Linked DNA regions of Homo sapiens: region 2 is linked to region 1. A link is a contact called in ENCODE Hi-C or POLR2A ChIA-PET data. All regions are on one chromosome and are shown on one strand. Each heading gives the region's core, a stretch centred on a gene start or an enhancer-like site at or near the end of the contact. The rest is flanking DNA. Distances are from core to core; before and after follow the strand shown. Region 1 holds the start of UGT2B10 (UDP glucuronosyltransferase family 2 member B10). Region 2 has its middle 55 kb from the start of UGT2B10.

Region 1 (3,677 bases), core at 398-2,897:
AACAATTTTCTAACAAATAGTCTAGTTTACACAACTCATTAAGCTAATCCTTTTATCTTTGGTTCTTCAAGTTAACTGTGGACTATTTTGTGAGTATGGCTGAAATCATTGTACCAACTACTCATTTGGATCCAAGCTAAGATCTTAATAATATTAAGTAAAAATATTTGTAAATTATAGCTAGAAATTTTTGAGAAATTATTGAAATAGAGATCTGTACTCGACCATAATCAGTCTCGTATTTTTAAATAAAGAGACATAGTTTCAAATAAACTATATAGATATAACAACCTTCACACTTCAACAAGATGATTGGACTTTAAATAAAAGATTTCCAATTATTTAGTGAAGGAGTATAGAAACATTTGAAACTTCAAATTACCCTTATTGATTTTTGCATCTGAGATATAGACATTATCTCTCTCTACTGTGAAGACAACCTCCTGGTAACATGGGAACATCTTTTAATTTCTAAATAAGACAACTGAGATTTAGAAGGAAAAATTTCTGCAGTTATATAGATAGTTGTAGAAAAATGTGTAATTACTCATTCTAAATCTATGCATTCGGTTAGATGTTACTTGACGGATCTTGCTGTTTTTAAGATCTGAAACATTCTATAGTAAAACAGATATATAATTGCTTAAAGTCTTAGGTGTACTAATATATAGGTTTATGATTTCCTGGGGTGTTCTGTATGAGTGATGGTCACAGCGTTTTCACTGACCCTATAATTTAAGCTTTTCTATAATATTTGTGAGATTGGTAGATCATCTTGTATTTTCATTTCATAAATTCATTTACCAAAAACTCCACTTCCCTGACTTTATGGCTTTATGCAAGTTGTGCTTCAAAGACACAAATAAGTTAGAGCTTCATGTTACTAATTGAAAAAAATCTTACCTAAAACTTCACTGTAAAACTGATCCCACTTCTTCATATTAAATATTTGGAACCAAAAGTCAAAATAAAGCACATAGAGCATATTTTTTACCCTCTCCATGAAAGTCATTTGATCACTTAATTTTGACATAACAACAGGTACGTAGGAAGGAGGGAAAATAAATCCTCCACTGTGCCTTTCAAATGAGTAGCCAGGACTGAAGCTGTGACTGTACACAAAGGGTATGTTAAATAGCTCAGCCAGCAGCTCACCACAGGGTAAATAAGCATCTGCAAAAACGATGTCAAATCTTGACTCTTGTAGTTTTTTCATAAGTTTCTTATTTGAAACTACATCTTTACAGAAGTTTCTAATTATGTCATTAATTGCCCACAGGATTTCTTGTTCTTGTGAAAAAGGTAACCAAAATGTATCTTTTTGAATTTCTGACAATCTCTTAACCAATTGCATGATGATATTCTCAAATTCAGTTTTAGTTAAAGATGTAGGATAAACTTCAAGTTTAAGAGTGGATGAGTCGTTGGGATCAAAAAGAATGGAAGCTGAAGATGCCAGTACAGTCACCTCATGACCTCTCTGAACAAGTTCTTTCAGGATTGTCTTCATATTCATCCAAAGGCTGTATTCTGCGGCCCATACCAGCACCTTTCCACAACTCCCAGAGCTAAAGTAAAAACTGAGTTGTATCAGCAGAACTGTAGTCCATTTCAGAGCCATCCTTGTGCAATGTGATAATTCTTTTCCAGTCACTGTTTCTTTCTCATACTTATATACAGAGATAAATCAATCAAGTTAAAACATAACTCCTTCAATTCAAAGTAAATACATTATATGAGCATCCTGAGTACATGGATGGCAAGGAGACAAAGTTCGATTACTTCATATTTACTCAAGGATGTTTGATGTTTCTTTTATGTTTATATTTGGTGTCATCCACCTAAGTTTAATGACCTTGCAAATATCGTGTTTTATATAATGTATTTTATAATAGTGTCAAGAACAGTGGCAAGTGAGAGAGTCCTGCAGGCCCCTTGACACAGAATGAGAGATGAAGTAATTATACAATGCAAATAGAATTTTTGAATATCTTGGTTCAAGGAATATTTTGTAAAACTTTGTTGAAGTATAATTCACATACCATATGATTCATGAATGATTATTTAAAATTAAATATTTCCTAGTAAATTCACAGACTTGTGCATCCAACATAGCAATCAGTTTTATCTAAAAAAAAAAAAAATCCTGTATATTAACTGTCATCTCCCCACCTGAATTTCTGCACCCACACTGTACTGGGCAACCAGTAATCTAATTTCTGCCTCTACAAATATGCCTATTCAGGATCTTTTTAAAAATAAATGAAACTATATAATATGTGGTCTTTTGTGGCTGGCTACTTTTATTTAGTTTAATGTTTTTAAAGGACCATCCATAGAATAGTGTATATAAGGATTTCATTTTTATTGCTTTTTATCAGATGCTACTTATAAGCAGAAATTATTTATTCATTTTTCAGTGGATGGACATTGATTTTCTTCCACTTTTGGCCATTATAAATAGCGTTCACATTTTTATTGCCAAATAGTATCAGATGCTACTTATAAACACAATTTATTTATTCATTCATTTATCAGTGTACGGACATTGTTTTTCTTCCACTTTTGGCCATTATGAATAGCGTTGATTAACATTGATGTACATGCTTTCTGTAGACATGTTTTTATTTTTCTTGGGTATATGCCTAGAAAGGCAATTATTGAATTATGTGGTAAATATATGTGTAAACTTTTGAGGAATTGCTAGACTTTTTCACAGTGGGTGAATAATTTTCTATTCTCACCAACAATGTATGAGAGTTTCAGTGTCTCCACCAACTTGCCAAACCTCATCTTTCAAATAACAAAAAAGGTTATTTTCTATTTTAATTCATTAACACACTCTAACAGACACAAAGAAAGGAAAGTTTCCTTCCACATATTGGAGGGAAAAGGGAATAAATTAACCACTAACTTACCTAATACTTCACTGTAAAACTGATCACACTTCTTTTTGTTAAAATTATCAAATGCAAAGTTAAAATGAAGAAAATGCAAAAGATTTTTCATCTTTCTGTAAATGTATTTTGGTACTAAGTTCTGACATGACAACAGCTACATCAGAAGGAGGTAATGAAAGTCCTCCACAGAGTTCTTGGTACATACTGCCAGTTGTAAATGGATGATAGTAGACCAAATGTATAACAAATGTTTAACAGATTAAGCTGTTCAGATAGCAGCTCACTAATGAGAAATGACATCTGCAAGAATGACATAAATTCTGGAATCTTGTTGTTCCTTATAAGTTTCTTGTTCAAAACAGCATACTCACAGAGCTTTTGAACAGTATCAGAACATTCATAATATGTGTTTTTTGTATCTTTGAATCATATGCCAAAATGTACTCTTTGGAAACTTGTATGTCCATATCTTGATCAATTTCATAAAAATGAAATCAAGTTCATTCTCAGTAAAAGATGTGGGATAAACCTCAAATTTAACAGCAAATTGTTGGAATCAATGAGGATGGAAGCTGAAGGTGACAAGCACAGTTACCTCTTGGTGTTTCTGAGCAAGTTCATCAAGTATCATTATTAAATTGATATAAAGACTGTATTTCACTGGCCACACCAGCACATTCTCACAGGACTCAGAGCTAGAATACAACTGTCAGCATAAGAAACAAAAAAGCCCATTTCTTAGACAACTTGTTAAAATGCTATCTTTCTTTCTAACTT
Region 2 (3,677 bases), core at 521-3,020, 55 kb before region 1:
AAAGTTCAATTTGTGTGCAAAATAAGTTTCAGGATTATTATACTTGGCCTTATTATTCACATAAAGTTCAGCAAGAATTGTTTGGCCACATAGGCTCTTTTCAAGTTAGCTTTACTGGAACTTTACGTAAAAACGTTATTCTAGTCAAAGCCTTGGTAAAATAACTGGTGTCTCCAATTGTCCTATTTTAAAAATATATATTTTTTACTAAACTTATACCAATAACAATATTACCACACAATCAAAAGACTCATGAACAGTTTGCAAATTTTGGAGAACTCAGAGAGGTAAATTTGCTTACAAAAGCAAATTTTACCCAATTGCTCTAAACTATAAAAAACTCAAAAGAAAAATATTTCTTTGACTCCTCTTTAACTGGAGCAGCAGCTTTCCAAACAAGAAGGCATGTATTCACCTTTGAACTGCCATTCACAAGATAAGCAGCTCTTGTAATATGAGAGCTTTTTATTAAGCACTGTAGAATATAACAGCTCCTCGCATAGTCAGAGTCCATCCTAAGGAGAAAAAGAGGCTCCCTGTTCATAAATATGTCTTTCTTGCATCCCAGGTAGCAAGATTCTGTATAAACCATTTTTATTTTATCATGGAACTCTTTCAGTCACCATTATTTCTGCTAGCATAGAAGTAGTTTCAGTTAACATCCCATAGCAAAGCTGTAAATACTTCTCAAGTGGAAATTCTCTAGTCCAAAGTCCCAGTAATTGTCATTTGAAAGTGCTCACAGGCTTTTGCCATAAGCCCAAATAAACTTTCCACAAAGGGCTATGAAGTGAAGGATTTGTCTCAACCAGCACTTTAGCTAGTACTCACTTAGCTGTCCAAATAGCATTTTTCAAAGAGCAGGTTTACATGCCTTCAACTTTATACAACTACATCAGGAAAATCTCCCCCATTCAGATAGAATACCCATTTTCATAAAACATTTAGGTAAAGGAATCACAACCACCTTACATATAACCTGTTTAAACATCTCAAATTTCATAATCCTCTCAACATTTACAATTTTATGCTCTGATCCCAGGAGCTTTTCTTCTTTATCTTCAAACCAATTTACCTTTCTGGTAAAAAATTAACCCTCCCAGAAGAGGGTTGATCCAAGAGACTCAAGCCCTTTTATCAATTTTTTATCTAAACTTGCCTCAACATTGCGCAGGCAATGTCAGCTTTCCCATTAGATTACAAACTTTGCTTTAAAAAAAATCCAATCTAAGGCAAATACAAAAAAACTGGTGTAGGTCCCTATAATGTTTGAAGATCAGCAGGGGCTCCCTTTTGTTCACCCCACTTTTATAGCATTGTAAAAGCCTTTGTTTTTACCCTATCAATTTTTATTTTATTTTATTTCTTAATAATCATCTAAAGATTTCCACCATGATAGATGAGTCCTTTGACTCCCTTTTACCTTGCCCAATTTTTTAATTACCCTAATGTTTTAATAACATCGGTAAGATCCATGGGGGACAGCAAATTTGGGAAGGCTTCTCAAACAGCTCTTTGATTCTGCAGGAGTAATGTCACCTGGGATGCCCAGGTAGAAGGGTCCCCCTAAACCATAGCATTTACTATGACCAGGGTAATAGGTATATTTAATTGAATAATATTCTGGTCATCATAAAGCCAGTTCCATATGGTTTGCATATGAAGCATATCAGGTGCTTCATCTGGGGAACTCCACCTGGAATTTTACAGGGTGAGTTGGGCAGTCCATTTCTCAGGGTAATCAAACCTTATGGTGGCAATTATTCAGTCCACTGGGCTGCTTGTGAAGCTGGGTCACATATACTCCTCAGTGATTGCTTAATCGTGAGCTGTGGGACCTGCATAAACCCCTGCTTTTTCATTCTGTAGCATTTAAAATAAAAAATATTGCCCTTAAAGTAGCTATTTTTCCAGTCCATTATAGTAAACGTTTCTCAGGAAACTGATTATATTATTCTACAAAGGAGCAATTTCTTTACATTATACCCTCTGGGTTTAATAGTTAACTTCTTTTTCTATTTAAGTGCATTGGCTATCTTCTTGGTAACTACAGGTCTCAAAGGTAACTTTGTTGCCCTGGCTTAAGATGTGTGTGTGTGTGTGTGTGTGTGTGTGTGTGTGTGTGTGTGTGCCTGTGTGTGTGTCTAGCTTTGAAGCTAGTGGCCTGAGCTGAGAGTCCACATGTAAATTTGGTCAAGCCTTAAGGCAAAACTCCGCACTCTTTTACTTTCATTTTAGCGATTACAGATAGCAATAACCAAGGGAATTAACATTTTGTAGTTTTCTTATTAGTTTCCATTTTGTTATGCATTCACTGAACTAACTCCCTGGGAGTATGTCTATCATCCATCTCTAAATTCCACTGGTAACTTTTACCTTTGGTAACTGAATGCAGCCCAGCTGCAGCTTTTGAAGATGGGAGACCATGTAGCCACCTGAGAGTCAAAAGTTTCTTATTTCCTGAGTTTTCACTTTTCTCTTTATCCATCTGGTCATATATATATATGATATATATATCATATATACATCATATATATCATATACATCATATATATCATATATATCATATATATCATATATATCATATATATCATATATCATATATATCATATATATCATATATATCATATATCATATATATCATATATATCATATATATACACACACATACACATATATACACACACATACACATATATATATACACACACATATATATGTGTATATATACATATATATATATATATATGTATATATATAAATTTTAAGTTGACTCAGCCTCGAGAACACTTGGTCACAGGGTGGGGAACATCACACACTGGGGCCTGTCGTGGGGTAGGGGGAGGGGGAAGGGATAGTATTGGGAGAAATACCTAATGTAAATGATGGGTTGATGGGTGCAGTGGGCCAGCATGGCACATGTATACTTACGTAATGAGCCTGCACATTGTGCACATGTACCCTAGAACTTAAAGTATAATAAAACATAAAGAAAAAAAATTACATTTTCAATAGCAAAAATCACATCCTTCTGTTTTTATAAACCTCACCCAAAAAAACTTTTTATTCTACAACTATTTTAACTCTTTGTAACCTAAATTCTCAGTGACCATACTGAGGATTACTTAATTTAACATAACATGACTCAGATTTTAAACTATTGGAGAGAAATTTGAGATTAAATTTTCCAAATTAATGTTACCAAATATTGCTATAGTCATGTGAACTCAAAGGTATCCAAGCTAGCTTTTATTAGTGTGATAAGCAATTAACTTTTCTTTAAGTCAGTTGGTTAGAGCTCTTTCATATATTTTGATATTGAAATATCACTTCCACATGACACAAGTAATATATAGACATAACAGACATACAAAGGCAAATGTTGGGAACAGGCCCCAAAATCTGGCCATAAACTAGTCCTAAAACTGGCCAGAAACAGTCTCTGCAGCACTGTGACATGCTCTTGATGGCCATGACACTCATGCTGGGAGGTTTGCGGTTTACCGGAGTGAGGGCAAGGAACACCTGGCCCACCCAGCGCAGAAAACCGCTTAAGGCATTCTTAAACCACACACAATAGCATGAGCGATCTGTGCCTTAAGGACATGTTCCTGCTGCAGATAACTAGCCAGAGCCCATCCCTTTATTTCGGCCCATCCCTTTATTTGCCATAAGGA

What was found. A loop is a pair of places that touch in the nucleus more often than their neighbours do. ChIA-PET counts read pairs that join two places held with the same protein, here RNA polymerase II (POLR2A).
Region 2: a loop to region 1 is called in a map of Caco-2, with 7 times the contacts of the local background. The contact joins the enhancer-like site here to the promoter of UGT2B10 in region 1. A Hi-C loop is called at or near these places in 2 of 168 maps with a recorded cell type or tissue (Caco-2 and HepG2) and 1 of 37 single-sample maps with no recorded cell type. POLR2A ChIA-PET finds 5 or more read pairs at or near these places in 3 of 52 experiments (Caco-2 and HepG2).

What each region holds. Positions count from the first base shown.
Region 1 is chr4:68,813,964-68,817,640 of GRCh38, reverse strand. It overlaps UGT2B10 (UDP glucuronosyltransferase family 2 member B10), which reads right to left and starts at 1,647. Exons shown (of 6, transcript NM_001075.6): 1 at 904-1,647. The coding sequence starts at 1,621. It also overlaps the pseudogene LOC100422189.
Region 2 is chr4:68,869,393-68,873,069 of GRCh38, reverse strand. It overlaps the pseudogene LOC101930041. Among named protein-coding and RNA genes, the nearest start is that of UGT2B10, 55 kb to the right of the region's middle. Within about 2 kb of position 1,770, at least 2 of the 41 ENCODE cell types and tissues checked have a DNase peak (open chromatin) inside an H3K27ac peak, as active enhancers do.